2 separate regions of the Homo sapiens genome follow, and region 2 is linked to region 1. The links are chromatin loops, found by intact Hi-C in ENCODE. Cell type or tissue: endothelial cell of umbilical vein. All regions are shown on one strand. Links, peaks and the distances in the headings refer to the core of each region. The heading gives the core; the rest is flanking DNA.

Region 1 (16,386 bases), core at 7,283-12,282:
TTAGAGCACCCAAATATATAAAGCAAATATTCTTAGATCTAAGGGAAGAAATATGGCTGTGTTTGGTGGCTTATGCCTGTAATCCCAGCACTTTGGGAAGCCAAGATGGGAAGATAGCTTGAGGCCAGGAGTTCAAGACCAGCCTGGTCAACATAGTAAAACACCATCTCTAATTAAAAAATAAAAATAAAAAAAGAAGAAATAGAAGATGCCAATACAATAATAGTTGGGGACTTCAACAACCCACCCTCAGCATTAGACAGATCATGTAGACAGAAAATTAACAAAGAAACATTGTATTTAAACTATACTTTAGACCAAGTAGACCTAGCAGACATTTAAAGAACACTTCATCCATCATCTGCAGAATACACATTCTTCTCATGAGTACATAGAACATGCTCCAGAATAGACCATATGCTAGGACACAAAACGTATCTCAACAAGTTTTTAAAAATTGAAATTATACCAAGTATTTTCTCAGACCACAATGGAATAAAACTAGAAATGAATCACAAGAAGAACTTTGGAAACTGTACAAATACAAGGAAATTAAACATGTTCCTGAATGACCCTTATATCAAGGAAGAAATTAAGGAGGAAAGAAATTTTTTAAACAAATAAAAATGGAAATACAACATACCAAAACCTATAGGATACAACAAAAGCAGTGCTAAAAGGGAAATTTATAGCAATGAATGCCTACAAATACATAGAAAGGTTTCAAGTAAACAACTTAATGATGCACCCCAAGGAACTAGAAAAGCAACAACAAGCCAAACCCAAATTTAGTAGAAGGAAAGAAATAATGAAGAGCAAAGCAGAATTCAACAAAATAGAAATAAACAAGCCATCAAAACAAAAAATTCATTTTTTGAAAAGATTGAACAAAATGGATAAACTACAAGCTAGATCAATCATGAAAAAAAGAGAGAAGAACCAAAATCAGAAATGAAAAAGGAGACATTACGACTGATACCACAGAAACACAAAAGATCATCAGAGACTATTATGAACATCTCTACAAACTGGAAAACTTTGAGGAAATTGATAAATTCTCAGACACATACAACCCACCAAGATTGAATCAGGAAGACATAGGAAACCTAAACAGACCAATAATGAGATTGAGTCAGTAATAAAAAGTCTCCCAACAAACAAGAGCCCAAGACCAGATGACTTCCCTGCCAAAGTCTGCCAAACTTACAAAGAACTAATACCAGTTATCCTCAAACTATTCAAAAAAATTGATGCAGAAGAAATTCTCTCTAACTCATTCTATGAGGCTAATGTTATCCTGATACTAAGACCAGGCAAGGACACAACAACAATAAAACTACAGGCCAATATCCCTGATAAACATAGACACAAAAATCCTCAACAAAATACTAGCAAACTGAATCCAACAGCACACCAAAAAGAATACACCACAATAAAGTGGGATTTATCTCAAGGATTCGAGGATGACTCAAAATATGCAAGTCAATAAATGTGATGTCACATCAACAGAATGAAGGACAAAAACCATATGATCTCAATAGATACAGAAGCATTTGATAAAATCTAATATTCCTTCATGATAAAAACTCTCAATAAATGAGGCATAGAAGGAACATAACATAATAAAAGTCATATATGACACACCCACAGCTAACATCATACTGAATGACAAAAAGCTGAAAGCCTTTCCTCTAAGAACTGGAACAAGACGAGGATGCCCACTTTCACCACTCCTATTCAACACAGTACTGGAAGTCCTAGCGTGAGCAATCAGGTAAGAGAAAGAAAAGACATTCAAACTGAAAAAGAGGAAGTCAAATTGTCCCTCTTTGTACATGAGATGATTTTGTATCTAGAAATCTAAAGATTCCACCAAAAAAACTGTTAGATCTGAGTTTAAAAATTAGTAAGGTTGGCCAGGTGCAGTAGCTCATGCCTGTAATCCCAACACTTTGGGAGGCTGAGGCAGGCAGATCACGAGGTCAGGAGATGGAGACCATCCTGGCTAAGACGGTGAAACCCTGTCTCTATTAAAAATACAAAAAATTAGCCAAGTGTGATGGCACACCCCTGTAGTCCCAGCTACTCGGGAAACTGAGGCAGGAGAATTGCTTGAACCCGGGAGGCGGAGGTTGCAGTGAGCCGAGATCATGCTACTGCACTCCAGCTTGGTGGCAGAGTGAGACTCCATCTCAAAAAAAAAAAAAAAAAAAAGTAAGATTGTAGGATAGAAAATCAACATACAAAAATCAGTAGTGTTTCTATCCACCAGTGATAAACTAGCTGAGAAAGAAATCAAGAGAGCAACAATCCTATCTATAATAGCTACAAAAATAAATAAATAAAATATCTAGGAATACATAAAGGAGGTAAAAGACCCCACAAGGAAAACTATAAAACATTGATGAAAAAATAGAAGAGGACCCAAACAAAAGAAGTCTCATGCTTATGGATTGAAAGAATTAATATTGTTAAAAATGACAGCCCAAAGCAATCTGCAGGTTCAATGTAATCACTATCAAAATACCAATTTTTCACTGAAATAGAAAAAACAATCCTAAAATTTGTTTTGAAGCAAAAAAGAGCCCAAATAGCCAAAGCAGTCCTGAGCAAAAGGAATAAAGCTCTAGGCATCACACTACCTAACTTCAAAATATATGCAAATGTTGTAGTAACCAGAACAGCATGGTATTGATGTAAAAACAGACACAGACCAATGGAAAAGAATAGAGGACTCAGAAATAAGCCTGCATATTTACAGCTAACTGATTTTCAACAAAGGTGCTAAGAACATGCATTGGGGAAAGGATACCCTCTTTAGTTATGGGTGCTGGCAAAATTAGGTTTCCATATGCAGAAGAATGAAACTGTACTCCTGTATCTCACCATATACAAAAATTGACTCAAGATGAATTAAAGACTAACATAAGAGCCCAAACTACAAAACTACTAGAAGAAAACATAGGGGAAACACTCAGGACATTGGTGTAGGCAAATATGACCAAGACCTCAAAAGCATAGACAACAAAAACAAAAATAGACAAATTAGACTACATTAAACTAAAAGGCTTCCACACAGCAAAAGAACAATCAACAGAGTAAAGAGACAACCTATTGAATAGAATAAAATATTTGCAAACTTTTCATCTGACAAGAGACTAATATCCAGAGTATACAAGGAACTTAACACTAAAACAACAACAATCATCATCAGCAGCATCTCATTAAAAAGTAGGTGAAGGACACGAATAGGCATTTCTAAAGAGAAGACACAAATGGCCAAAAGGTATATGAAAAAATACTTATCGCTAATTATCAAAGAAATGCAAATCAAAACCACAATGAGATATCATCTTACCCCAGTTAGAATGGCTATTGTTAAAAAGACAAAAAATAACAGATGCTGGTGAGGATGTGGAGAAATGGAAACTCTTATACACTGTTGGTAGGTATGTAAATTAGTACAACCACTATGGAGAACGGTATGGAGATTTCTAAAAAAACAAACCAAAACACAGAACTATTAAACAATTCACCAATCCCACTACTTGGTATTTATCCAAGGGAAAAAAATTGGTACATCAAAGGGATACCTACACCCCCATGTTTATTGCAGTAGTACTTACAATAGCCAAGATGTGACATCAACCTAAGTGTTCATCAATAGATGAGTGGACAATGAAAATGTGGTATATATACACAATGGAATAATCTTCAGCCACAAAAAAGAATGAAATCTTGTCATTTCCAGCAACATGGATGGAAATGAGGTCATTATGTTAAGTGAAATAAGTCCGGCACAGAAAGACGAATATTGCGTGTTCTCACTCATTTAAGAGCTAAAAAAGTTGATTTCATGGAGGTACAGAGTAGAATGATATATACCAGAGGCTAGGAAGGGTGTGTGCTGGTGGGGAGGGGAAGTGAGGAGGAAGGATGAAGAGATGTTGGTTAATGAGCACAAACATACAGTTAGATAGAGGAAATAAGTTCTAATGTTCAATAGCAAAGAAGGGTGACTATAGTTAACAATACTATATTGTGTATTTCAAAATAGCTAGAAGAGAGGACTTGAAATGTTCCTAACACAGAGAAATGATAAATACTTGAGGGGACAGATACCCTAAATACCTTGACTTGATCATTACACATTCTATCCATGTAAGAAAATACCACATGTACCGCAGAAATATGTACAAATAGTATGTATCAATAAAAAAGAATTGAGATCAAACATTGATCATATCAATAAATGTAATCACAAATTATTTTCAGATGGAGTAACAAAGCAAATTGACAATATGTTGTATACAAGACAAATCAAAACCAAAAAGATACAAAAGGTTAAAAATAAAGGAATGGACAAAGATACATCAGGCATATGCAAATAAAAAGATAGCGGGAGTCTCAATGTTGATATCTGACAAGGTGAAGTTAAGAGTAAAAGGTGTTTTTTAGAAAGACAAAAAAAGACACCTTATAAGGCTAAAGTCTACAAAGATATATTAATTTATTAATATATTAACTTTAACAATATATATTGTTAATATTGTTATGCGAAGTAACACCTTAACCTTCATAAAGCAAAAATTAGAAGAAATATATGGAGAAGAAAAAAATACACTAACAGTAGAAAACTGTAACATACTTTGCTCAATTCCAAACAGATCATATGGGTGAAAAATCAGTAAATATATATGATCTATGCAACACAATAATTACGTAGATCTTATAAATGTCTAACTCTTAACTGCAATAATGGAAAAAAAAGGAAACATTTTTTTCATTGTATATGGAACATTTATAAAGACTGTATCTCATGCCACAAAGAAAACTTCAATGAATTCTAAAGGATTGCATTCTGATTACAAATGATATAAATTAATTACAAAATTAGAAAACATAATATCCCAGTTGGAAACTTAAAAAAACCCACTATTAAATAAATTCTTGGGTCAAAGAAGAAATACTAAGTGAAACTGCAGAACTTCTTGAAAATAATAAGTAGTAAACAGATGAAAAAATTATATAGCTATATCAATAAAATAAAAAATAAAATAAATAGCTAAGTTTAAAAACCAAGAAAATAACAACAAAACAGAAAGAGCAGAGGGAAGAAATTAATAAAGGTGAAAGAAACTATTAATTTTAAAAACCTACTTTTTTGAAAAAATAAAATAGACAAATTGATAGCTAGCCCAATTTGCAAAAATTGGAGAAAACACAAAATTAGAAATGTCAAGGGGAAAAAACCATCAAAAGAGAGGAAATTTTAAGAAATCATTAGCGACTACTTTGTACAACTCTAAGCAAATACATTTGAAAATCTTAACAAAGTGAATACATTTCTTAGAAAAACACAGTATACCAAATTGACCCCAATGAAGAGCTATAAAAGGCCTATCATACAATCTTCTATAATAGATAGTTGCATAGAGAGAGAAAGTTATTGAAATAAATTGCAATGATGTTTCTGCACACCTTGAGAAAAACCTTTCCCTAAAATGTTTCCCATCAGGACTGAGAAAATGCAGTCATATCAAGTTAAACAAGAAAAGCTGATTAGATTGCATTTATAATCCAGGAAACAATTTTGTTTTGATGAGTGAACTCAGCCTGGAAAGAGCATGAACCAGGACCAGAATTAATCCACTCTGATGAACACCAATGTCCACGATGACCTCAGGAAGATAAAACAGGCCCTGCAGTTGACAGCTGGCAGCAAGGCTGTGAAAAGCCGTGCTCCCAGAATGTCGGCAGTCATCAGGCAACTCTCTCACCACATCCAAAACAAACCCTCTACAACCCCCCACTTTCCTAAACATCTCTTTTTTCTGGCTAACATTGAGTAATTATTGTTTCTTTACCAATGACAACTCTAGTCCCACTTTAATCTGCCTACCATCTAGATAAAAATTATTGAGATATCTAATTATGAGCTTGCCCCTCCTCCCTGATGGAGCTGGATCCTGAGCAGGACCCTGCTGCTCTCTTAAACTCTCCTTATAGACATTCCCAGCACATGCCCAAATGCTGTAATAAATCACTCCCAAGTCCCTTCTCCCAAGGTGCCCAGTGATTTCCCTGCTGTGCGTCCCCCCTTTTCACAGCAAGGTCAGTAAACCTAACTTTATCTTCGACTACAGAAGTGTTCCTGACAGTCTTTGGTGGGTGAACACTGACGGATATAAGTGTACTAATGCCTTGCAACCACGCAACTCATAATAAAATCTCTGAACAACGTCCCATTCCAAAAATTAAATGTAGTAACAAAAGTAATTTTAAGAAAGAGACACAAGGCTGGGTGCGGTGGCTCATTCCTGTAATCCCAGCACTTTGGGAGGCCAAGACAGGAGGACGATTTGAGCCCAGGAATTCAAGACCAGTCTGGGTAACATAGCAAAACCCCATCTCTAAAAATCTACAAAAATTAGCTGGGCATGCAGGTGCTTGCCTGTAGTCCCAGTTACTCAGGAGACAGGTGGGAGGACTGTTTGAGCCTGGGAGGTCCAGGATGTAGTGGGCTGTGATTGCATCAGTGCACTCCAGCTTTGGCAACAGAGTGAGACCCTGTCTCAAAAAACAAACAAACAACAACAACAACAAAAACAAAACAAACAAAAAACAAGAGAGAGACAATCTGTGTGGAAGAGATTTAAATCCACCACACTGACACAAATCTTTCTTTTCCTACTCACTTTTCTTTACATGGTCACTGTTTGGGAGAATTTCCTGTAGTCTCAATACCATTTTAACTCCCTCTCTTGTGTTCTCTTTCCATTCCTTCACTATGCAGAATAACCTTGCCTCTCTCCCAGCAAGAACGCCTCTTCCCTAGGAGAAGGGAGGGGAAATCAGGTGATTTCAGGGTTCTTTTTGGTGGGCTCAGGGAGTGGGGAAGACTACGAAACTGTCCCGTTCAGCTTTGGTCCTACACTACAGTTTGACAATTTATGAGCAAGTTCCTTTTCATTAACACAATCCATCCTCTCAAAAACGGAGAAGTGTTGGCCATTTCTATTCTTCCCTCTTCCCTCTGCATAGTTGAGGGAAAAACAAATCTCAGAAAGGCTAAGTCCATTCAGCCAGTAATTAGCAGGCTCCTGTTCAAAGCTTTTCCCAAGCAGGTCCTCTATCCAGTGCCTGGTTACATTTAACGCCAGTGATAGTTACAAAACCACCACCTCCCCTGATGAGCTCCTACTGTGTGCTAGGCTAATGCTAGGTGCTTTCTATCCATGCTTCTCAAACTGTGATATGCACACCCATCGCCTGGGCACATTGTTAAAATGCATAGTCTTTTTTACTTTTTAGAGATGGAATCTTGTTTTGTTGCCCAGGCTGGAGTACAGTGGTGCAACCATAGCTCATTGCTGCCTTGAATTTCTGGGCTCAAACAATACTCTCACCTCAGCTTCTCAAGTAGCTGGGACGACAGGTATGTGCCACCACACCTGACTAATTTTTTAATTTTTTTTTTTTTTGTAGAGACAAGATCTTGCCACCTTGCCCAGGCTGGTCTTGATCTCCTTGGCTAAAGCGATCCTCCCACCTCGGCCTCCCAAAGTGCTGGGATTACAAGCGTGAGCTACCATACCTGGCCTAAAATGCATATTCTGATTCAGCATATCTGGATGGGGTATGAGAGTCTACATTTCTATCAGTACGTTCTTGGTTAATGACGATGATGCAAGTCTACCGACCCCACTTTGAGCAGCAAGTTTATATGCACTACCTCACATAAACCCACACAACAGTGTTTCTCAACCTTGACTGCGCTTGGGGGGATTTAAAGCCTTCTAATCCTCAGATGCAGCCCACACTAATCGTGTCAGTATCCCTGGTAGTAAGAGCCAGGTGGTTCTCATGGAAAGCTGAAGTTAAGATGCTGTATGGGCTAGGCAGTAGTACCCCCATTTGGTGGCTGAAAAACTGAAGTTTAGAGAAATTACCTCACCCAAATGCCTACATGTAGACAGTCTTGTGGGCAGATTTTAAACCCAAGCATGTCTGGCTCCAGAGTTCATTCTCTCAGTCACTACTCTCTAAGGTCTCCCACAGTAACAACACCAGATTTCAATCAATTGTTAACTGAGGAAAGCAGGCCCACATATATGAAGCCACTAGGAAGCAGTCTGAGCCCACAGATGTCCTGGCACTGAGACTCTCAGTATGGCTTGCAGTCCTTTAACAATAGGAGGGTAGAAAGCTCTCCTCGGGGCTTAAGTGACTCCTGCTCCGACTGACCCAGCACAAGCCCTGGAACTGATTATGCCTCATTGGTTTCATGGCTTTCCAATAAATGCTGATTGGTCAGAGTATTTCCTCTCCCATTGAGGGTTTAAGTGCAAGAGAAAGCCAGGTGCATTAAATCAGTGTAATTAGCTCTGAAGTGTTGGTGATTAAGGAAGTGGATTCCCAGAGAGAAAGAAACCCTCCAAGGCTTTATCAAGCTGGAATTGTGAAGCCCTAGGCTGGACAGCAGCCAAATGTCTGCTCCTTTCTGATGGGAAGTAAAGGATTCCCCGAGGGATGGACTTGCTGGCAATGGCTGGGCTTAGTCTCCCATCTGGGAATTCATTAATTAGGGCTTAGCTTTGAAGGCAGATAATAAGGTAATCAAAAGGGGAAGTGAAGCCCCACAATTCATGCTGTTTAATGAGTAATACTGGAGTGAGCAGATGAGGAGAGACCTGTCAGAATAGGTAGAGTGTCTTTCTTTTTTTTGTTATACATTTTTTAAAATACTTTAAGTTCTGGGATACGTGTGCAGAATGTTCAGTTTTGTTACATAGGTAGACACGTGCCATGGTGGTTTGCTGCACCCATCAATCTGTCACCGACATTAGGTATTTCTCCTAATGCTATCCCTCCCCTAACCCCCCACCTCCCGACAGGCCCCAGTGTGTGATGTTCCTCTCCCTGTGTCCATGTGTTCTCATTGTTCAGTTCCCACTTATGAGTGAGAACATGCGATGTTTGGTTTTCAGTTCCTGTGCTAGTTTGCTGAGAATGATGGTTTCCAGCTTTATCGATGTCCCTGCAAAGGATATGAACTCATCCTTTTTTACGGCTGCATAGTATTCCATGGTGTACATATGCCACATTTTTTTAATCCAGTCTATCATTGATGGGCATTTGGGTTGGTTCCAAGTCTTTGCTATTGTGAATAGTGCCACAATAAACATACATTGCATGTGTCTTTATAGTAGAATGATTTATAATCCTTTGGGTATATACCCAGTAATGGTATTGCTGGGTCAAATGGTATTTCTGGTTCTAGATCCTTGAGGAATTGCCACACTGTCTTCCACAATGGTTGAACTAATTTACACTCCCATCAACAGTGTAAAAGCGTTCCTATTTCTCCATATCCTCTCCAGCATCTGTTGTTGCCTTACTTTTTGTGCATGACATGATGTATATTTAGAAAACCTCATCATCTCAGCCCAAAATCTCCTTAAGCTGATAAGCAACTTCAGCAAAGTCTCAGGATACAAAATCAATGTGCAAAAATCACAAGCTTTCCTATACAGCAATAATACACAAACACAGAGCCAAATCATGAGTGAACTCCCATTCACAATTGCTACAAAGATAATAAAATACCTAGGAATACAACTTACAAGGGATATGAAGGACCTCTTCAAGGAGAACTGCAAACCACTGCTCAAGGAAATAAGAGAGGACACAAACAAATGAAAAAACATTCCATGCTCATGGATAGGAAGAATCAATATCGTGAAAATGGCCATACTGCCCAAAGTAATTTATAGATTTAATGCTATCCCCATCAAGCTACTATTGACTTTCTTCACAGAATTAGAAAAAACTACTTTAAATTTCATATGGAACCAATAAAGAGCCCATATAGCCAAGACAATCCTAAGCAAAAAGAAGAAAGCTGGAGGCATCACACTACCTGATTTCAAACTGTACTAGAAGGCTACAGTAACCAAAATAGCATGGTACTGGTACCAAAACAGATATATAGACCAATGGAAAAGAATAGAGGCCTCAGAAATAATGCCACACATCTACAACCATCTGATCTTTGACAAACCTGACAAAAACAAGCAATGGGGAAAGGATTCCCTGTTTAATGAATGGTGTTGGGAAAACTGGCTAGCCATATGCAGAAAACTGAAGCTGGACCTATTCCTTACACCTTATACAAAAATCAACTCAAGGTGGATTAAAGACTTAAATATAAGACCTAAAACCATACAAACCCTAGAAGAAAACCTAGGCAATACAATTTGGGACATAGGCATGGGCAAAGACTTCATGACTAAAACATCAAAAGCAACGGCAACAAAAGGCAAAATAGACAAATGGGATCTAATTAAACTAAAGAGCTTTCTGCACAACAAAAGAAACTATCATCAGAGTGAACAGGCAACCTAGAGAACGGGAGAAAATTTTTGCCATCTATTCATCTGACAAAGGGCTAATATCCAGAATCTACAAGGAACTTAAACAAATTTACGAGAAAAAAAACAAATAACCCCATCAAAAAGTGGGCAAAGGATATGAACAGATACTTCTCAGAAGAAGACATTTATGTGGCCAACAAATGTATGAAAAGGCTTATCATCATTGGTCATTAGAGAAATGTAAATCAAAACCACCATGAGATACCATCTCACACCATTTAGAATGGCGATTATTGAAAGGTGGAGTGTCTTAAGCTACCGTCCTGACCACTGGTTTTGAACCAAAGAGCCAACGGAGAAATCTTCGGATAAGAGTATAATTTAAAATCAGTAATAGTGCAACTTTCCTACAACAGCCTCCTCTCTCCATCTTCTTTGCCCCCATGACCATCTCATCATTCCAGCAACCGAGACCACAAAATATCTGCTCGCCAAGAATGCTGCCTGGGTCCAAGGCCAAACCAGCTGTCTGGGCAGGCAGGGAGAAGAGGCCTCCTGCTGGGCCACATGCTCTCTCAAAGAGAACACAAATAAGAATGCAGTGTTTACACACAAGGATCAAACTTCTGTTTTATGCTTTAAAATAGGAATTTGGGGGTATTACAAGATTAAATTTGGCTGTACATTTAGAATCGCTTGGGAGACCATGTAGGTTGAGGAAGAAGCATGATGAATGTAATGAAGATGATTTTATTTTTCAGGTTTTCTTCCCCGCATTGTGAAATCCGTGACACTTTCTGACATCTAAGTACTGGCTTAAAAGTTTTCCAATGCTCTATACATCTCTACAGCTTTGCTTCTGATCAAAGGTGAAAAAAGCCCAAAGCCTTGCCCCAAATGTCACCTTTTTGGGTGTTCTCTGGCTGTGACTCTCCTGTGAGTAACACAGTTTGGAATCGACTTGAATATTTATATGTCACCAAATTGATGACACACATGGCCTCTCTCTCCACAGGTGTCCAACAGGAATGGAAAATTTTTTGTGTGCGACTTCCTCTCTCTTTTGCCTTTCCCTCTTATTCATATTCTTCCCCTTCCAGAAAAAAAAAAAACAAAAAACACTAAGTTTCTTAGATCTTACCAATTTTGCAGCTTCTGGTGGCCTCTGATATGAATTAGAGGCAACTGATTTCTGCCAGGTAAATGAACTCAAAGTCTCTAAGCGGAAAGGAAAGGCTGATGGATATGTGGCATTTCCACTCCAGAGAGAAATCTTTCCCCCTTTTTCAAGAACCTAAAACTCACATATAGCTCACGTTGCTAGAGGTAGTTGCTTGTTGGAAACCCTCAGCAGATCTAAATGATGGATTTCATTACCCACATCCCTAATTATGTTACAAAGTTCTCCCTCAATACCTTGGTATGGTAAAGCTTTCTGACAAACCACTCCTTCCTAATGTATATTTTTCCCCTGGCTGGGGAGAGAGGGTGGAGAAGAAGATGGGCAAGAAGGTGGTCTCACCATGTATAGAATGTCTTTTCATTTTATGCAGCCATGGCATTGCTCTCTCATCTCTAAACAATTGGCTCCCAACCTGGCCACACAACTGAAACCACTTAGGGAACCTATAGGAATCCTGGTGCTCAGGCTGTACCCTAAACCTTTTGCAACTCAGTGTTTGTGATGGCACCCAGGCATCAGTAGTTTTTTGATGACAGTAGTTTTAAAATCTGGCTGCACATTTAGAATATCTCGGGAAGCTTTAGAAAATACTGATACTTGCTCCTACTCCCAGAGATTCTGATTAATGAATGGGTCTGCTGTGCAGCCTGAACACTAAGGATTTTGAAACCTCGCCAGATGAATCAAGTGCACAGCCAAGGTTGAAAACCAGTGCTCTAATCATTTTCTTCTTCCGCATTTTCCAGCTTGAGGGCCAAATAATTCCTTGCTGGTTAAAGGAAAAATTCCAGTGATTACTAGTTGATCTATTCATGTGACTCATTTTCATGATGATTCACTGCACTGAATATACAGGCAATATAGAATTTTTAGGCAGAAAGCCTATAGTTTATGACTTTATTCTACAAGTGCTCCCTCTCTTTGAGTTGCAGTCCACTGCTCTGAGTCATAATAAACCATAAATAACAACTAAGAACAATGGGTTACCTGAGCCACTGCTCCTATACTTTCATTTTTAATTGAATTCTAATAACTGGGTTGCTAGAGAAACTCAGATAATGCAACCTACCTGGACTTTCGTAAAAGAGCCTTGAAACTCTTGAAAATGTTTATGAAAAAAAAAAATCCCTCGTGTGTATGGGGTCACACGGATTGGCGAGGGAACAGCAGTCCAAAGACCAGGAATTAGAGATACTGTAAATGCACTTTGCTGTCTTCACATCCACGGAAGATAAAAGTATGTTAAAAATCAGAGGGGCTATTAAAATGATTTTTAAAAATATTACCTTAGAATGTCTATTAGAAGTTGAGGATGAAATTTAAGATCTTTTCTAGTCCTAGGATTCTATGTTTCTACACGACAGTTTGTTATAATCATATCCATAGTAAAAAAAAATGTTTAAGAAAAACATTAGACCTAGGAAGTTTACAGATTCAATTTAGTGAGACACTTATGTATATAATACAACATATTCAAGGATGCATATGTATGTAGAAAAATATACTGAGAAATGAGGATGTATCTTTATGTTGTCTCTGACTACACATTATAAAGGCAAAGTCAATAAGAAGAATCTTTTAAACTTGAAGTGGTGGATTAGACTTCAGATTGCTAATTTTTAAATTCTGTAATTTCAGACAAGTCCATGTATGCTCACAACTCTTTCACTGTTATTAACAAAGACTTATTTACTATTGAAACAAGATATAGGTCATGCGTTAAACAGGAAATATTAGGGATGACTTCTGCCTTAACACTTCCTCAACTAAGAGTCGTTTCAAGAAGTAACATGGTTAACACGTCTGCCTGTGCATTGTGCTGGAATGGATAATATGTCTTCTTTCCCTTTGCTGTCCCTGAATACTCTTGGGTGAATATGTTAAGTAACTAAAAAGGAAGGACTGGGAAATAAGACTGAGTTACAAAGGCATGGAGAATATTGAGGGATCAATTATACCTGCTGCATACTCACCAAATGACTGTAGACCTAAAAAGAGGGAATCTCATATGTCCAGCCTTCTTTAAACATTTCATTAGTTCAGTTTGGGAACCAGTCTATATAGACACCTACATTGTGGGTCAAGTCAATTAGAGTGTAGGATATGAGATGACTTCCCTTCAGGTCTCATCAAATTGGCTTATTGCAATGAGCAAAACAGGAAAGTGGTGGCCATAAGCTTGTGTGACTGTCCCACATTCCAGTGCCCCCACTATGTAGGGAAGTCTTTGCAAGGATCTATCACTGTATGGATTAACAGTCAGGACAGAGTCACTAAAGTCTAAAGTGAACTGTATAAAACCAGGACCATGGCCCCTCATTCACAGTGGAATGAGGACAACACCTAGGACAGTAGGTGCTTCCTAAATATATGATGTATTAGTGTTCAGTAGATACCATTTCTCATTTCTCATTCTCTTGGTCATCCATCACTCTCTAGGCAGGCTCAGGGTTGCTTGAGAAAGTTGGCGCCAATTGCACCCCAAGGAGAAAGAGACTCGGATGATGGTATTGACTTTCTTCCTCAATAACCACCTGGCCTTAATGAAGCCGTCTGAACTCTGTGCTCAGCTTTCTTCTCTGGACACTTACACACAATCTTCTCCCTTCTGTCCACCTTACAAAGGTATTTTAACAATCAAATGGATAAAAGAAATATGAAAGCACTCAATGACATCCATCTTGGTATACATGGATTCTTGTTTGTAGCAGGCCCTCACAATGCTTTTAACAGTGAATAAGGTAACCTCAAAACCCTTGTCTTCAGCCTGTATTGTACTAGCCTTGCTTTTTTTTTCCTCCGAGTCCAATTTAAGGTGAGATAATTACCTGGCAGGGGAGATACCCTGATTACGATTTAGAGTGAGATGAGCCAAAGGCCATGGACAGCCTCACATTTTTATTACTACGGTTTCTACAGCATCTCCTCTATGATGTTATTATAGATGCATATTCACTGACATGCCCCACCTTCCTATGTCTCCAACGCATGGAGCATCCCTATTTCCATGCCTTTGCCCAGACTCTTCCCCTCATTTAGAGGGCCTTTCCCTCCCTTTCCAGCATAACCAAAGTTTATGTGTCCTACAAACTTCCTCTTTCAAGCCTTCCCCAACATTGGTCTCTCTCTCTCTCCTCAGAATGCCAATGCTATTCTATATAATTATCATTTTAGTGTGTGATTTTCTTGTGCATCCAACTAGATTGTAAGCTCCACGAGGATGAAGACCATTTCTTATTCTTTCTTGGAGCCTGCCCAGTGAGAATTACACAGTTATTCATTATGTGGAAATTGTAATCTTCCAGCTTATAGTACAGTCTAGTTTGCATATTTACCTAGTTTACATCCATGATAATTTTGCAGAGTGATGAGCTGTATGTATAATCCCCCAAGTAAGCCCTAAGGTGAGGGAACAAGTTAACTTGTGCCAGCAAAGAAAAAAAAATCAAGGAAAGAATATAGTTGAACAATTATGCTTCTTAGTGTACCCCAAGGGTATAGATATGATCCTCCAAAGAGTTGTCCAGCACCCTTAATGTCACTGGTTTACTTGATGAGAGTCCTGACTGGAGCTGTCCTCAGCTGTGGTGCTGAAAGGTTAACTTTCTAGAAACACTGGATAGCCTGAACCATGAACAAAAACAGCTACTGGGAGAGGGGTGGGTCTTTTCCTAAGTGATCTTCAGGCCCCTCAAACTTTGCAGTCTCAAATGAAATTCATTTTCTTTCAGACGCCCTTTTCTTCCTCTTATATTCCCTAAGTCTTGGCATCCCTACTTCCTAAATAGCTTTTAAAACCAATTTCTCCTCTCCATTCTCATTGCCACTGCAACAATTTCCCTAACTATTTTCTCTCAGATGTCTTGCTACTCAGTGTCTGCAATTATCAACTTCCACCCCTGATGCATACAGAACTTAATTCAAGGTCATTAAAGTGGGCAACAGGTAGAGTTTAACTCTGCCAGTTAAACTATAAATAGCAACCCAAAATGGATGAGAACGATATATATGAAAAGCTCCTTAGAGATAAAATAGTTCCAGGGCCAGAAACAGGAAAAGTGAAAAAAGCCTGTCTGTGTGAGCCAAACCAAGTCCAGGCAGAGAAAAGATCATGTTCCTGTTTAAAGAAGTTTGTGAAGAATATGTGTTGTTCACAAAGGGGAGAGCCATCAGTAGCTGGGAAGAACGTGAGTTTGCAACAAGGAAGAACTGGCAATGTCCATGTGAGCATTGCTCAGGGAGGTTTGCCCCAAATGCAACTCTGTTAGATCAATGTAATGTGCTAGCTGTTCTCAATTGGCCCCTCCATTCCTTCTCTGGTCTTGGGAGGCTGGCACGAATAAACTGCATCCATGGGTTCCCTTGCCATGTGGCTTTGCATTGGCTTTAGTTAATGGAAAACACAGCAGGAGATAAAAGGGGGAGATGAGAGTCAGTTTGGACTATTGATACCTCCTGCTCCATTCCATGCTGGCTGTCCTGACTTAAGGCCGCAGCTTCTTCACTATGGTTTCTCCTACAGCTCTCTTTCTCTGATTTCCAGTTGCCACTCTTTCCCTCACTTCTTCTGACCTAGTGGTAGTAATAGTGTACTGAACTGTCCCCATAGTTATCCAATTTGAGTGTGCCATCTGTTTCCTGCTGGGACCCTGATCGGGGCTTGATATCATTAAGCATTCAAATCCCAACTCCCTTGTTTCAAATCTTATCCTCTCTCAGCATTATTCTGTTCATAAATTGGTTTCATATGTAAATCCATGTACAGAGAGAGAATGTACTGGTTGTGTTGACACAAGCATTCTTTTCTGCCTGACATGTTTATTTCTC
Region 2 (16,386 bases), core at 7,091-12,090, 45 kb before region 1:
AATCTGTTGGCTAGATGGACTAAGAAAAAATACAGAAGGGTCAAATTACTAAAATCAGAAATGAAAGTAGAGCTATTACTACCAATTCTACAGAAATAAAAAGATTATAAGACTACTATGAGCAATATTATGGCAAAAAAATTGGATAACCGAGATGAAGTGAACCCATTCCTAGAAACACAAAACCTGCCAAGACTAAACCTTGAAGAAATAGAAAATTTAAATATACCTATAACTAGTAAGAAGATCAAATCAGTAGTCAAAAATTTTACGATAAAGAAAAACCTTGGACTTGATGGGTTCACTGGTGAAATTCTACCAAACTTTTAAAGAACTAATACCAATTCTCAAACTTTTCCAAAATTTGAGGGAACACTCCCTCACTCATTTAATGAGACCAGTTTTACCCTGATACTAAAGCCAGCCAAAGACATCATATAAAAAATAAAAAACCACAGCTCAATATCCCTTATTAACATTGATGCAAATATCCTCAACAAAATACTAGCAAACTGAATTCAGCAGCATATTAAAACGATCATACACTATGACCAGGTAGGATGTATTCCTGGAATACAAGATAGTTTAATATATGAAAACCACTCAATGTAATACACCATATTAACAGAAAGAACGGAAAAAACTCACCTGATCATCTCAATTAATACAGAAAAGCATTTGAAAATTTAGCACCCTTTCATGATAAAAACACCCAACAGACTAGGAATGGAAGGACACTACCTCAACATAATAAAAGCCATATATGAAAAACTCATAAGGAACATCATACTCAATGGTGAAAGACTGAAATTCTTTTCTCTAATATCAGGAATAAGACAAGGATGCCCACTTCTACTCAACACAGTATGAGAAGTTTGAGCCAGAGCCATTAGGCAAGAAAAAGAAATAAAAGTCATCCAGGTTGTAAAATAAGTAAAATTATATGATTTTACAGATGATATGATTTTATATGTAGAAAACTCTAAGGATTCCACAAAAAAACACTGTTAGAACAAATAAATTCAGTGAAGTGCCAGTATACAAGTCAATACACAAAAGTTAGTTGCATTTTTATACACCAACAATAAACATCTGAAAAGAAAACTTTAAAAATTCCATTTACAATAGCATCAAAAAGGATACTTAGAAATTAACTTAAACAATTAAGACTTGTACAATGAAAACTACAGAACATTTCTGAAAGAAATTAAAGAAGACATAAATAATTAGAAAGATGTCCTATGTTCATCGATTGGAGAAAAATATTGTTCAGATGTCAGTACTACCCAAGGTGGTCTGGAGATTTAATGCAATACCTGTCAAACTGCCAATAATTTTTTTTTGCAGAAATAGAAAAATCCATTCCAAAATTCATATGGAATCTCAAGGAATCCAGGATAGCTAAAACAATCTTGAAAAAGAAGAGCAAAGTTTGAGGACTCACACTTCCTGATTTCAAAACTTACTATAAATCTACAGTAATCAAAACAGTGTGCTATTGACGTAAATACAGACATAGAGAGTTCAGAAATAAACCTCAGACATATGGTCAAACGAGTTTTGAAAAGAATGCCTACCATTCACTGGGGGAGAAGACAGTCTGTTCTTTTGTTTTTGTTTTTGTGTTTTTCTTTTTGAGACAGGATCTCTCTCTGTTGCCTAGGCTGGAGTGCAGTGGCAAAATCACAGCTCACTGCAGCCTCAACCTCCTGGGCTCGAGTTATTCTCCCACCTCAGCCTCTCGAGTAGCTTGGACTACAGGCATGTGCCAACATACCCAGCTTTTGTGTCTGTGTGTGTGTAGAGATGGGTCTCAGTATGTTGCCCAGGCTGGTCTTGAACTCCTGGGCTTAAGTGATCTTCCTGCCTCAGCCTCCCAAATTGCTGAGATTTCAGGCATGAGCCACCATGCCTGGCCAAGGCAGTCTGAAAAATAAATAGTGCTGGGAAAATTGGATATTCAAATGCAAAAGAATAAAGTTGTTCCATTACCTAACACTGTATAAAAAATTAGTTCAAAATGGATCCATGATCTAAATGTAAGACCCAAAACTATAGAACCTTTGGGAGAAAGCATAGGACAAACACTTCATAACATTGGATTTGGCAATGATTTCTTGGTTGTGACACAAAAGGCACAGGCAACAAAAGAAAAAATAGACAAATTGGACTTCATGAAAGTTAAAAACTTTTGTGTATCAAAAGACAATATCAACAGAGTAAAAAAAGCAACCCACAGAATTGGAGAAAATATTTGCAAATCATAAGTCTGATAAGGTATTAATACCCAGAATATGTACAGAACTCCTGAAACTCAACAATAAAACAACTAAATTAAAAAGGCATGAATAGATACTTCTCCAAAGAAGATGTACGAATGGCCAACAAACATATGAAAAGGTGTTCAATATCACTGATCACTAGGCAAATGCAAATCAAAATTACAATGAGATACCATCTGATACCTATTAGCTACCTATTATCAAAAGGCCAGAAAATCACAAGTGTTGATGAGGATATGGAGAAATTGGAACCCTTATGCCAACTGCTGGTGGGAATGCAAAAATGGTATAGCTGCTGTGGAAAATAGTATGGCAGTCCCTTGAGAAATTAAAAATAGAATGACCATATGATCTGGCAACTACACTTCTAGGTATATAGTCAAAAGAACTGAAAGCAGGGTCTTAAAGAGACATTTGTACACCCATGTTCATAGCAACATTTTTCACTATAGCCAAAACAAAGAAGCAACCTAAGTGCCCATCCACAGATGAATGGGTAAGCAAAAATGTGGATATGTATAATGGAATATTATTCATTTTTGAATACGGAGGACATTCTGTCATATGCTACAACATGGATAAACCAGAAAGACATCAAGCCAGGCAAATAAGCCAGTCAGAAAAAGACAAATACTGTATGAGTCCACTTATATGAGGTACTCAGTCAAAATCCTAGGGACAGAAAGTAAAATGGTGGTTTCCAGGAGCTGGGGGAAGGAGAAAACGAAGAGTTATTGTTCAGTGGGCATAGAGTTTGAGTTTTGCAAGGCAGTGTGTTTTGGACATAGATGGTGGTGATGGAAAACAATTTGAATGTACTTAATACCACTAAACTGGACACTTTAAAGTGGTTAAGATAAATTTTGTGTTGTGTGTATTTTACCACAATAAAAAAAGTGGAAAAACTTTTCCTCCCTCCTTATGGTGCCTTCCAAAGCCAGACCCAGCTGGGCTTCTGGGCCCCTGATGCTGAATCATTCCTCTTCCTATCCACTAGGCTCTCATGGTGAATTTCCAAAGCTGGGCTGCTGCTACTTTAGGGGCTTCTTGCACCCACCATCCAACTCTTTATGTGGCTTCTGAGTAGCGTTGCCATCTATCTTTGGGAAACTCCCACTCTTCTTTTATGTGGCCAGAGGGTAACAGAGCTATCTGTCCTCTCTAGTGCTCCATGTTCAATTTAAGGAACTAGTGAAAAGTGAGCTTCGTTGGACTCACTTGCAGTAAATTCCTTGCTACAACCCTCTAAGCAGGAGACAAACGATGGGAAACCTGACTGTGGTGGGTACCAAATGGTGATCACCCAAATTGTTGTCATGAAATCTACCCCCCTTTCCACATCTCATCAGTGGAGAACTAGAAGTTTCTAGAAATAAAGCTCATAACCATCTAGTGTTTCTGGGAGTTTAAGCAGATTGTTTTAAAGATTCACTGGCCTTATTTATGCCCTCAGAGTGAGTACTATCTTTGCATCCTCTCTGCTGGCCCAGACTGCAACACTCCACATTCTTGCCCACCTAATCTTTTCTGCCATAACATGAGAGCTGGTTTCCTAAGATGACTTGGATTATAAAAATTGTGTTAGAAAATAATTATTTCAATAGAAGTATGTTAAGGGCTTGGAAGTGTACATACTTTTTTTTTCTGAAGAATTTCAATTATAAAGGGAGTTTAAAAATTACCCAATAAACATATGGTAATAGAACTTACTCATCACCAAGCAAATCACTGCTGATTATTCTGAGCCAAAATAATGACATTTTTTTCTTTCTTAATCACTCATTGTTTTAATCAACACAGTATAATGCCAGTCAAACAAAATAGCTTGTCCCCACCTACAGCAGGGTATTAAAATTCTTGCTGTAGGGGAAGTGCCCAGAGAAGACACCTTTGTGGGAGCTGTTTCCTCAAGCCAAGCTTAAATCTTTTACACAGGTATAAGAATGCTCTAAATGTGACTAAGTAACCATTGCCTTCGAGCAGAAAGCATGTATGGTAACTGCCTGCCATTTTGATCTGAACACAAGTGGCCCTGAGCTGAGGGAATCCATTTCCCTCAGGTTTTGCATGTCAGCAAAACTAGGTAGAGGAGGTGACTCTTAACTGGTTTTGAATGATAAGTTGGTGGCCTAGGGAAGGGAAAGGAAGGGAATGAGTAGGCTGGTGACCACTGGTATGGAACTATAATACAGCATGGCACATCCTGGGAACCATAGGTGAGGCTGCAGAGTTGGGTAAGAGGCAGAGCATGGCAGTGAAAGCTAATACAAAGAGGACATCTCACCTCCTGGTACCTTAAGGAATTTAGACTTCATTCCCTAAGTCAGTAGTTTTTTGTTTTTGTCATTTGTGGATCATTTATTAGATACCATTACTCCAGAGGACCAGTGATTTTAGGTAAATTAAGAAGAAATGACTCAATATAATCTTAATATAACAAGGGCATGATGCTTTTTTTTTTTAAAAAAAAATAATAATTGTTTCACTCACTGAGATGATGTGTTATGCAGTCTGGTCAAGGCTCAAAGATAGAGAAGTTGTGCCATCATATCCTATTAATTTCTTTTCTTGGTCATTCTAAAATTAGAGATTTCCAACTCACAATACACAGTGGGAATGGCAGTCAATATTTGGCTGCTCTTTTGGGTGAATCTGCATCTTTGGATGGCACAGAGACAGAAGTTAGAGGATTCTCTCAGAAGACCACATTCAGCACTTTGTCAGACATGAAGTCAACCAGACACCACATTTGATAGCTGGAGAGTCAAGTGTTTCACCCTGAGAGGGAGTCATGAATGGATTCATATCCACTCTTTGGTTGAATTCTCTGTCAAGAAAAAAAATCGAGAGTTGGCAAAGGGTCAGATGGTCAAAATGAAGCCATTTGTACAATATTTCACTTTGATTCAAAGTTTTTTTTTAGCTCTGTGAATATGTTTATTACACACATGTCTTTTACAGCCAGGTTGCTAAAGACACACCTGAGTCAGTCTTATTCTTGATCCGTTATAGCTTCTCTGGTTTCCACTGTAATTACTTTTGGTTTCTATCTTTATCCTTTAAAAAAAATCCCTAGGAGAAGCCCAGGGCTGCAAGTGTCTTTAAAGTGTTGGTGATCAAGATATCCTGCCATTTACATTAATTCTCACAGCTAGCTGAGTCCTTCATTCATCGACACACCAGCCAGGTGATCCACCACTCAGATATTCTTTTGTTTTGATGTTTCACCGTGATACATGTATGTGTAAACCTTTTTAAAAAAACCAGACTTACTTTACTGAATCCTTATGAGAATATTTTAATTTGTGGATTTCAGTCCCTATTCAATGCTGAGAAATCCTTAGCTGTTCTCTCTTCAAATATTAATAATATTTTTGCACTATTTTTCCTGTTTTTGAATTATCTTCCTTTCTACTTCCTTTGGTTTAAGGCTGCTGTTTCTGTTTTCTATAACCTGGGCTTTTACCTATGCTGTTTCCGCTGTCTGGAATGTCCTTCCCACCAAACCTACCCTTCCCCAACTCCTCCAAAGTTCAACTTAAATAACTCCTTTTCTGTGTAATCTCTTTTGGTCCTTAGTTGGATATACCCATCCCTCTTTCGTGCTCTGATCATACAAGATTGTAAACTCTTTGAGGCCCTGATGGTGGCCTCCATTTCTTTGTACTTCTCACAGGTCCTAGTACATTACAAGACATAAGAAATTCATGGCCTACTGGTTGCTTGATTTTGATATATGAAAAAGTGTTAGAAATTCATCACAGAGAGCAAAAACAGAACTCTGGTTCAGGAAGAAAGAATGGGGAACATGGGGCCTTCTCAGATAATTGGATACACTGTCCATGTACAGACATAGATTATGTGAACAAATGGAGACTGCTACCTCAGTGATGATGACAGCCGATTAACAGCTGCCTTAGTCAGTTCAGGCTGCCATAATGGAATACCATATACTGGGTGGCCTAAACAACAGAAATTTATTTCTTAGAGTTCAGCTGTCTGGGAAGCCCAAGATCAAGGTGCCAGCAAGTCGAGTGTCTGCTGAGGGCCTGCTTCCTGGTTTGCAGATGGCTGTCTTTTTTCTGTGCCCTCCCTCAGTGGAGAGCAGAGAGAGGGGAAGCAAGTGCTTTTTTATCAGGGTCTCTTCTTGTAAGCAGCTTTTCTTATAAGGGCACTAATCCCATTCATGTGGGTTCTATCCTTATGATATAATCACCTCCCAAAGGCCCCACCTCCTAATACCACCACATTGGGAGTTAGGATTTCAACATATAAATTTTGGGGGTGGGACACAGTCTATCAGTCCATAAGAGCAGTAATATTTATTAGATGTCTATTTTGTGGTAGCCACTGCTAAGCACTTTGTTTCATTGTTAAAATTCATACTCAAAAGAGCGCTATGAGGGAGGCAGTGTGATTCTCAGTTTCCAACTGAGGACACCGAGGCTCAGAGGCAGTGAGTGATGTGACCGAGGACACACAGCTCATGAACCGCTAAGCTGAGACGGGTCTGTCTTACTCCCGGGTGTGCTCAGATGACCACAATGTTACAAGGTCTCCCTAAAGGCGATGGGCGGTATACACAGGACCAGATTGCTTAGTAACCACTGAACATGTAGAGTGTGTTGTTTGGCCAGAACCACAGCTAAAACTTGCTTTTTTGTCCTGTAAATGCTAATTTTGTGGCAACTGGGTACTCTTGTGGCCCAGCCACCTCTAAACCAAAATCACTCTTAGACTTTTGGAATCAGCTTTGGAGAACTACTTACATCACTGAAACTTAAAAATGGGGAGTAGTAATTGTACTTACACTTGAAGTATTATTCATGCAGTCCTCAGAGAATATCTGAACATTCTTTTACCTCTCAGATAATTTACAAATGCCTTGAATGTCAACATCGAAGTGTCAATGACATGAAGAATTTGCCCATGTTTATGTTTTTATATTAGTGGAGGGAGCACGCAATCCCCCACGAACTGTAAAGTCCTATCATTTATGGAACAAACCCGACAAACCTGCCAGGTTTTTCTGGTCATAACAATTTTGTTTTGGCTTGATCTATTTTTTCTGGTATTTCAAAGAGTTGTGATTTTCTTACAGACTCTGTGATGTTAATTATACGATAGCAAAATGCTGTCTCTTTGCAATTTTGTAAATAGGTCTGAGAATAAATTAGGGTGGTGGGAGTAACCACCTTCCAAAATGTGGATGCCAAGGTTATGAGTTTTGTTTTCTTGAGCATTGAGGTTACTGTGGGTGGAATGAGTGACTCTCTCAAAATTGGGCAGGAAAACTAAGACTACCAGTTCCCAAGGTAGCATAATTTTTGGGGTAGGTCAGAGGAAATGTGGGAAGGAATCATGTGGGAGGGTCATGCAAGGTGATGGTCTCCTACACGGTCCCCTTTAGAACACTCTTGACATGACCACCTAAGCCATAGCCCCCTCCTGAGAGGTTCCCACATAAAGATCAGTGGATTGAAGTGTGTACCCCTAAAAGATATGCTGAAGTCCTAACCTCCAGTACCCATGAATGTGGTCTTACTTGGAAGTAAGGTCTTTGCAGGTGTAATCAAGTTAAAATAAGATCACCAGAGTGGGCCCTAATCCAATATGACTGTGTTCTTATAAGAAGAGAGAAATTTGGACACAGGCACATACACAGAGGGCAGATGGCCAAGTGAAGATAGAGACAGATTGGAGTTGTATGGCCACAAACAAAGAATGCCTGGTTCTACCAGTAGCTGGACGAGGCAAGGAAGTCTCCTCCTACAGTGGCTTTGGAGGGAGCATGACCCTGCTAACACCTTGATTTTGGACTTCTAGCCTCCAGAACCATGAGAAGAAATTTCTGTTGTTTTAAGCCACCCGGTTGGTGGTACTTTGTTGCAGCAGCCTTTGGAACCTAATACGGTCAGTGACACTGGCTATTACTTAGAAATACTCGAGGAGCTCTTGGAAAATACCAATGCCTGGGCCTCCACCCTAGATGAACAGAAATCAAATTTCCATGGTTTCAGCCTTGGGCTGGGCATTTTTTAATGCCCTCGGGTAATTCTAATGTGTAGCCAAGGCTGTGAACCATTGATACAGGTCATTATTCTTGTACCCCAGACCCACCTTTCCCAGGCTACACCTAATGAGGCCAGTGATTGGCACGTAACCCAAAGGTAGGTATGACCCGCCTTTACAGTTCAATAACTCTGCCCAACGTGACTCAATCAGATCTTCTCTATTGGAAAATTAGAATGTAAAGTATCACACAATATTAGCAGACAGTTGAGGGGCAGAGAAATGGAGAGAAGGCAGTGGGGAAAAGCCCAAAGGAGGAGAAGCCATGGGTGAGAGCGAGGTCTGGGGCAGAGAAGTCAGTGGTGGGGAAGTGGGGGAGGAGCTACGGAGAAAAGCAGAAATGCAGGTGTTCAGTCTGAGCCTGGAAGACTTCTTGGGTTGCTATAGGATTCTCAAGGTGACCAACAGAGACCCGGTGCTGCTGCGGTGTCGGCAACAGGGATGAAGGATACTCCATTCTCTACAACCTTGTTACACTGTGTGATCTGTGGACTGGCAGCATTAGCATCACCTGGGAGCTCATTAGAAATGCAGAATATTAGGCCCCGCCTTCCACTTCCTGACTCCAGATCCCCAGATGATTCATTTGCTCACTAAGTTTGACAAGCACAACTGTCTAAGGCCTGGCTGAGTAGCTCCAGTGTCATTTCCTGAGCTTCCTTACTCCTGTTTATCCTTATACAAGTTGAATCACTTGAGGGAACCTGAAGGAGACGGGGGTCTCTGTTTCTTGCAGCCTGAATGATCTTCCCTGATGGAAGGCAGAAATAATTTTCTGTGTAAGAGCTCTGTGAAGCTGGAGAGATTTTGAAAATGAGTCTGGATGTTAGGGATTGCTGGACGCTACCTGTGCCATTCATCATAGTTGGTATGATTTCAGTAATACTTGGTACCACCAAGGCAAAGCTTTGCAAGTATCTCTGGTTCAGTGGTTCTCAGAGTGTGGTGTCTGCACAAGCAGCTTCAGCATCTCCGGGAAACTTGTTAGAAATGCAGATACTCAGACCCCACTGTAGACCTGCCAAATCAGATTCTCTCGAGGCCCGGCAATCTGTACTGCAACAAACCCAGCAGATGGGTCTGGTGCCCACTAACATCTGAAAACCGCTGCCCTTCTCTATTGTTTTTACGCTATTGATTCTCTCGTCTTCAGAACTACTGGGCAAAGGACCTGGGCATGTCATTCTAATCTATTGGTAATAACACTGGTGGGGATGCTCTATTTGTAATGATCCCAAACTGAAAATGACCCGTATGCCCACAACAGCAGAATGGATAAACAAATTGTGGTACATTCACACACTGGAAGATAGCAAGGGAGATGAATGATTTACAGCTGCAGACCCAATGTTGAATGAAAGAAGCCAGACACAAACGAGTTCATGCTGTATGATTTCATTTGTATAAAATATAAAAACAGGCAAAAATAACCTATGTTTTGAGAAGTCAGGCTTTCCACATGTTGCTGCGTCTCCCTGGGATATTTCCCCCTCTCCACCCTGTCCCCTCAGCTCTTCCCTGTCTAGATTTCCAATCACCCTGCCATTCTCAGCTTAGATGTACTTTTTTCTTTTTTTTTTTTTTTGGAGATGGAGTCTCTTTCTGTTGCCCAGGCTGGAACGCAGTGGCTCGGCTCACTGCAACCTCCACCTCCCACGTTGAAACGATTCTCCTGCCTCAGCCTCCCTAGTAACTGGGATTATAGGCACACGCCACAGTGCCCGGCTATTTTTTTTTTTTTTTTGTATTTTCAGTAGAGACAGATTTTCACTATGATGGCCAGGCTGGTCTTGAACTCCTGACCTCAAGTGATCTGCCTGCCTCAGCCTCCCAAAGTGTTGGGATTACAGGCATGAACCACTGCGCCTGGCCTTAGATGTGCTTCTTCAGAATCTTTCTCTATCACCTTGTTGAGAAGTCACACAGGAGAGGGTACTTCCTGGAAGGAGACAGATGGGGGGTGTAGCGGGCATTTGTAGTGTTCTGTTGCTTGCTGTGAATGCTTATGACAGTGGTGTGTTCTTTTTGTAAAAAACATATCAAGCTGTAAGCTTACCATTTTTGCACTTTTCTGTCTGTATGCTATTATACTTCCATACAAATTTTTAAAAGTATTGGTGGGTGTCGTAAAGTGTTTGAATCCTGATGTGATTTTCCTACAGCATTTTTTTTTTACAGCCTATAATTTGAGGTTTTGGTCCATCTCTTGCTTTCAGTGCATGAGATGAGGAACGTTAGTGACCCGTGTGGTTGTGTGGATTAATTTCTAAAACCTCACTTGGAACAGAGTGCTAACAGTTGCAAATGATTAGGAGTTTATGAAGTGCTTTAAAATACATCTTGGTAGTGTTTTAGGGTAAAGTTTTGTCAGTGTAATTTAGTTTTTAATTAATGAATGACTTCCCCAGATTGTTTTTTAAAAAAATACCGGTTTCACCATTTTTTTCCCCTAGAGGACCCTCTTAAATCATGTTTGGAATTTCATAAAAGAGAAAATGTCTGTGTGATTATTTGTTCTCCATAAGGTGGTAAATACATGGGCAGAGCTTTTAGAGGAAGTGATTTTATTGAGTAAAATGAGCCTCTAGGAGATGCTTTGAACTTACAACGAAGACATTCACAAATCATTACAGCTGCTTTCCAGAAAGCACAAATACTTATTACATATGCCTGGCTTAACCTGAATTTTAGATAAGTAACACAAAGGAGAAACAACAACAGAAAAACCCAACATGATCCGCATTTATTCAAACCCCACATGGCATGGTGCAGCCCCTCTGCTGTTATAATTGACAGGGTAGTTTAGGAAAGAATAATGCTCCCCTCTGACAGTTGCAGGGCCTGGTCTTATTTTCATTACACAGATTGGGGTTTAATGGGAAAATCCCACTGCAACTCTATCCTAATTAGATTCCTGGGTTTTGGGGTGAAAGGAATATTCAAGGTCCTTTTGTACAATCTGCCTATTTGACGGTAAGTGAAATGAAGCCCACAGAGGCTAAAGTGACCTCCCGAAGGCTGTATGCTGGGTTAGTGAAAAAGCTTGGCTGTGAACTTGGAGTTCTGGGCTTTTTCCAGGGACAAGGTGAAAGTCTAGCAGAGAGCTGGTCTCCGTGGAGAGGGTCGGGAAGTGATGGGAGCCTGAGGACCTAAAGCAGCTCAAGCTGTTTTCCAAAGCGAGGTAGGCTCACACTGGAAAGCTTGAGCATTCCAATCTGGCCTCCTTCACTGTTTCTCCTACAGCATATTCAGACTGGAGTATTGTATTAGTCCATTTTCATGCTGCTGATAAAGACATACCCGAGACTAGGAAGAAAAAGAGGTTTAATTGGACTTATAGTTCCACATGGCTGTGGAGGCCTCAGAATCATGGCGGGAGGTGAAAGGCACTTTTACATGGGGGCAGCAAGAGAAAAATGAGGAAGATGCAAAGGTGGAAACCCCTGATAAAACCGTCAGATCTCATGAGACTTATTCACTACCACGAGAACAGTATGGAGGAAACTGCCCCCATGATTCAAATTATGTCTCATCAGGTCCCTCCCATAACACGTGGGAATTATGGGAGTACAATTCAAGATGAGATTTGGGTGAGGACACAGAGCCAAATCATATCGAGTAGAGTTTGATTAAAATATCATTTTATTATTATTATTATTATTATTATTTGAGACGGAGTCTTGCTCTGTCGCCCAGGCTGGAGTGCAGAGGCGCGATCTCGGCTCACTGCAAGCTCCGCCTCCCGGGTTCACGCCATTCTCCTGCCTCAGCCTCCCGAGTAGCTGGGACTACAGGCGCCCACCACCAGGCCCAGCTAATTTTTTTTTTTGTATTTTTAGTAGAGACGGGGTTTCACCGTGTTAGCCAGGATGGTCTCGATGTCCTGACCTCGTGATCCGCCCGCCTCGGCCTCCCAAAGTGCTGAGATATCAGGTGTGAGCCACTGCGCCCAGCCTAAAATATAATTTTTTAAAAAGTAAAATATAAAGACATACCTATTGCTTGCATAATGCATATGTTCTGGAAAAATCTGTGGATTTTCTTCTTTACATCTTTCTCTACCAATTCAACTCAGTGCACTAGGTTTTGAGAGCCTGCCACTTGCCAGGCACATAGCTAGATGTTGGGGATTTGGCTGTGATCAACACTCTCTCTACTCTCATGGTGATGAACAAGGACAGATACTGAATCATCTTGAAGGGGAAATGCATGGCGTTGAGAGGTATGTAGCAGGGTACTGAAGCTACAGAGAAAGATCCAGCTAAGCCAGGAATGGCAGGAGGAGGTGGCTTTAGCAGGGGACATGCTGGGCTGGGGACAATGTCCCAGAAAATAAAGTATGATGTGCAAAGCTTGTATTCCAGAGACACAGTGTCACTGTCAAGGAGGCCTCTGCATCTTCATCCCTCAAGATCTGAACTGCTCAACCCTAGGTCTGTGAGCCAATAATTTTTTGTGTGTCTAATCTTTTTCAAACCACACTAAACATATTTCAGGAGACAAGTATAGCCAAAACACAATTATTATGCAGTGGTTTATCAGAGAAATACAAGGAAAATTTTACAATCTGTTGCTGTCCTCAAAGAGGCTTAGCCCCACTTTTCCATGTTTCTATCAGAATAGGATAGAATCACTGAGTATAGATTGATTAAAATAACATTTTTTAAAAAGTAAAATATAAACACTTTCCTATTGCCTGCATAATGCATATGTTCCAGAACAAATAGTAGAAAAATAAAATATTTCCTGTGTGAGTCACCTTTTCTCTAGACTGTACTGTTAGTGTCTTCAGCCTTTCTTTGAATCAGTTGTTTTCCAGATCATTCTCCACCTCACCCTCTGATCATTATAATGTGGATATAACTCAGAAACGGCCCCCACATTTCCCCTCTTCGGTTGTGGGGCGGGGGGGAAGACACAAACACAGAATTTAAAATTTAAATGTAAATGTAAATTAAATTAATTAATTGCTTATACAATAAGCAAATAAGTTAATTGCTTACTTTTGTAGTGGTGGGGGAAGATATGAACACAGAATTTTAAATTAAAATTTAATTAAATTTAAAAAATTAAAATTAAATTTAATTAAAAAAATAATTTTAATTTAAAATTCTGTGTTCATATCTTTTCCCCACCCCTACAACCAAAGAGGAGAAGTGTGGGGGCTGTTTGTGAGTTCCACAATATAATGATCAGAGGGTGAGATGGAGAGTGATTTGGAAAACAACTCATTCAAGGAAAGTCTGACGACACTAACACAGTATAGTCTAGAGAAAAGGTGACTCACACAGGAAATAATTTTATTGTACCAGTCAGGGAATTTTACTTCAACCAGCAGAAACTACTGCTGGCTGTCTTAAACCAAAGTGACATTAATTGAAAGGGAATTTGGGCTTGCACAAGTAGGGGTTAAAATTAGAGACTGGGGTGGAAGATTGGGTAGAAAGTAAGGGAAGTGTAGGCATGGTCAGGACCCAGGAAATGCCTCCTACAAATGCCACCAAGGTCTCCCAATATCCCCTCCATGTTTGTGGTACTTGCTCAAGTCCTAGACAAGTAAGCATCCTACTGTCTAAGGGTACATACTGGACCCTGTCTATGCAGAAGGAGGCAGAGGAGGCCAGCACTGGGAAACACCCTTATATCAAGACTGTACAATATAGGAATATACAAATTGGGAATGCAGCCAACAGTGGTTTGTTTTCTTGCTTATTTTTGTCCTTGCTTGTTCATTTTCTCTCTCTTGCCTCTGGGGTATAACCTCTTCAACAACAGGAACTTCATCTGTTGTCTGCCTCTGGATCCCTAAGCCCTCAAGAGTAGACATTCAGTAAATAGCTGTGGAATGTATTACTGGAGGAACATTCAGGGGACATAAACATATTCCACATTGTTCTATGTGTAGACAAAGGTGAGTGTGCCATTTTTATAGGGTTGTGGACTTTGGTTCAAGATAAGGAAGATTTTTCTAACAGAGTTATCTAGCAACATCATGCTCCATTTCATGAATAACTGGCCTCTGAGTGTGAAGGAAGCAGCAATGAGATTTCAACATGGACATCCACTACCGCTTCCTGTGACAACAGCACTTACAAACTTTTGTTTGGGGCTTCCCTTCCCCACTCTCAGGCCATGTGTTTTCTGGAAAGTTCACTCCACTTTCAAATCCAGAGGGTAATTTGACTGGTAAATGCTATCACCCCGGCCACAGTGACTGGTTCACTTTCCCCCACCTCTACAACCAAAGAGTGACCCAAATCAGGTCAAGCAGGGCAGCCAACCAGATCCAACCCAGGACTTTTGTTTGAGCCATGGAGAAAACAGACTGTCTTTTGAGGGATTTGGTGTCATAAGAGTGGGGTCCAGGAGTAGCCAGGAACCCTCAAGTGAAACTTGAGAATGAAGCTGACATGGAAGATGTCAGTGAAGGAGGGCAAGCCTGGTCTGTGTGTGCCTGAAGCCAGATCCACTCAGAATTCTTATAACATGAGCCAAATTTTTTCCTTGGATTGGGTTTTCTGTTAGAGCAACAAAATGAGTCTTAAATAATATGAGTGTTAATTCCAGTTAATTGCTAGTGACTATCCCCAGCACTGTGTTGAGGAGGATTCCGAAGGCCATATCCAGATACGCGGGGAAGAGTAAGGTTGATAAGTGTTGTCTGCCACAGAAGCGGAGGGGGAGTTGTGCCCTACATGATGTGTTTGTTACCCTTGGGCGAGATGTTCAAACTCCTGTCATAAAGGTTGGGTCAGGTGGTCTGCAACAGTGCTGTTCAATGGACATATAAAGTGGGTCACACATGCACTTTACACTTTTTAGTAGCTATATTTAAAAAGTAAAAACAAGATAGTAAAATTAACTTTAATAATATCCTTTATTTAATTCAATATGCCCCAAATATTATTATTTCAACATGTGGCACTAGCTGCATTTCAGGTGCTCAATAGCTACATGTGGCTGGTGGCTACTGTCCTGGAGAGCACAGGCCTAGAACCATAGAGTACTGGAACTAGAAGAGACCTTAGAAGCAGCTTCTACCACCTGCCCATTGTACAGATGGGTCAATGGAGCCTGAGAGAGGAGGGAGTAACTTTCCAAAGCACATGAGTAATTGTAGTGACTTTCTGTGGCATATTTCACTTTCCTCTAAAGACTGAGACTGTATAGTGGGTGTAGTAGACAGAATAACGACCCTCCTCCCAAAGATGTCTACATCCTAATCCCTGGAGCCTGTGAATGTTAACCACGCAAAAGTGTGGTTACAAAAAAGACCTGCTGGTGTGATTAAATTAAGGATTTTGATATGGGAATATTATCCTGCATAATCCAGGTGGACCCACTGTAATCACAAGGGTCCTTATAAGAGGGAGGGGGTCAAAAGTCAGAAGGAGGTAGATGATGGAACCCAAGATTGGAGTGATGCAATTTGAAGATGGGGAAAGAGGCCATGGGCTAAGGAGTGCAGGAAACCTCTGGAATCTAGAAAAGGTAAGGAAACAAATCCTTCCCTGAAGATTCCAGAAGGAATACAACCCTGAAGACAACTTAATTTTAGCCTTGCAAGAATCATTTTGCATTTCTGACCTCCAGAACCCTAAGAGAGTAAATGCATGTTGTTTTAAGTTGGTAAGTGTCTGGTAATTTATTACAGAAGCAATAGGAAACTAATACAATGAGAAATGGCTCTGCTGAGTGAGCTGCCAAAATTTCTTTCCTTGATTGCTTTAGACATAAACCAGTGTTTCCTGCAATAAGACCACTTACCTTCACTCTGAGAAATTCACTGATATATGTGGCCAGTGGCTGTATACCACCCCAATTTCCCTGGAAAATTCTTTAAAACAGTCCTTAGCATCCCACCAAAGCTTTTACCAGTAAAAGGTGACAAGGTGAATCTTTTCACTCTAAGTCTACCTTTGAGGGAACATGTCCCCAATCCTTTGGTGGGTTCCAAGTCTGGCCTGGGGAAGGGCTCCACAAACCCACCAGCAAGTTATTTTCTTTGGCTTCTTCTAGGAAGTGCTATGGA

Evidence for each region. Peaks named below come from ENCODE experiments on the same cell type or tissue, not always from the same donor. Only the 100,000 strongest peaks of a DNase experiment are listed, where the experiment ranks them.
Region 2: a loop joins it to region 1, with 2.6 times the contacts of the local background. A loop is called at or near these places in 2 of 110 quality-filtered maps.

What each region holds. Positions count from the first base shown.
Region 1 is chr20:5,385,235-5,401,620 of GRCh38, forward strand. No RefSeq gene overlaps it. Among named protein-coding and RNA genes, the nearest start is that of LINC00658, 52 kb to the right of the region's middle. RefSeq lists an enhancer at 10,622-11,821 and a silencer at 14,948-15,248. In endothelial cell of umbilical vein, for the core only: no CTCF peak of the experiment used is centred there; no DNase peak of the experiment used is centred there.
Region 2 is chr20:5,340,672-5,357,057 of GRCh38, forward strand. It overlaps the pseudogene RNA5-8SP7. Among named protein-coding and RNA genes, the nearest start is that of PROKR2, 32 kb to the left of the region's middle. In endothelial cell of umbilical vein, for the core only: no CTCF peak of the experiment used is centred there; a DNase peak (open chromatin) is centred at 8,980.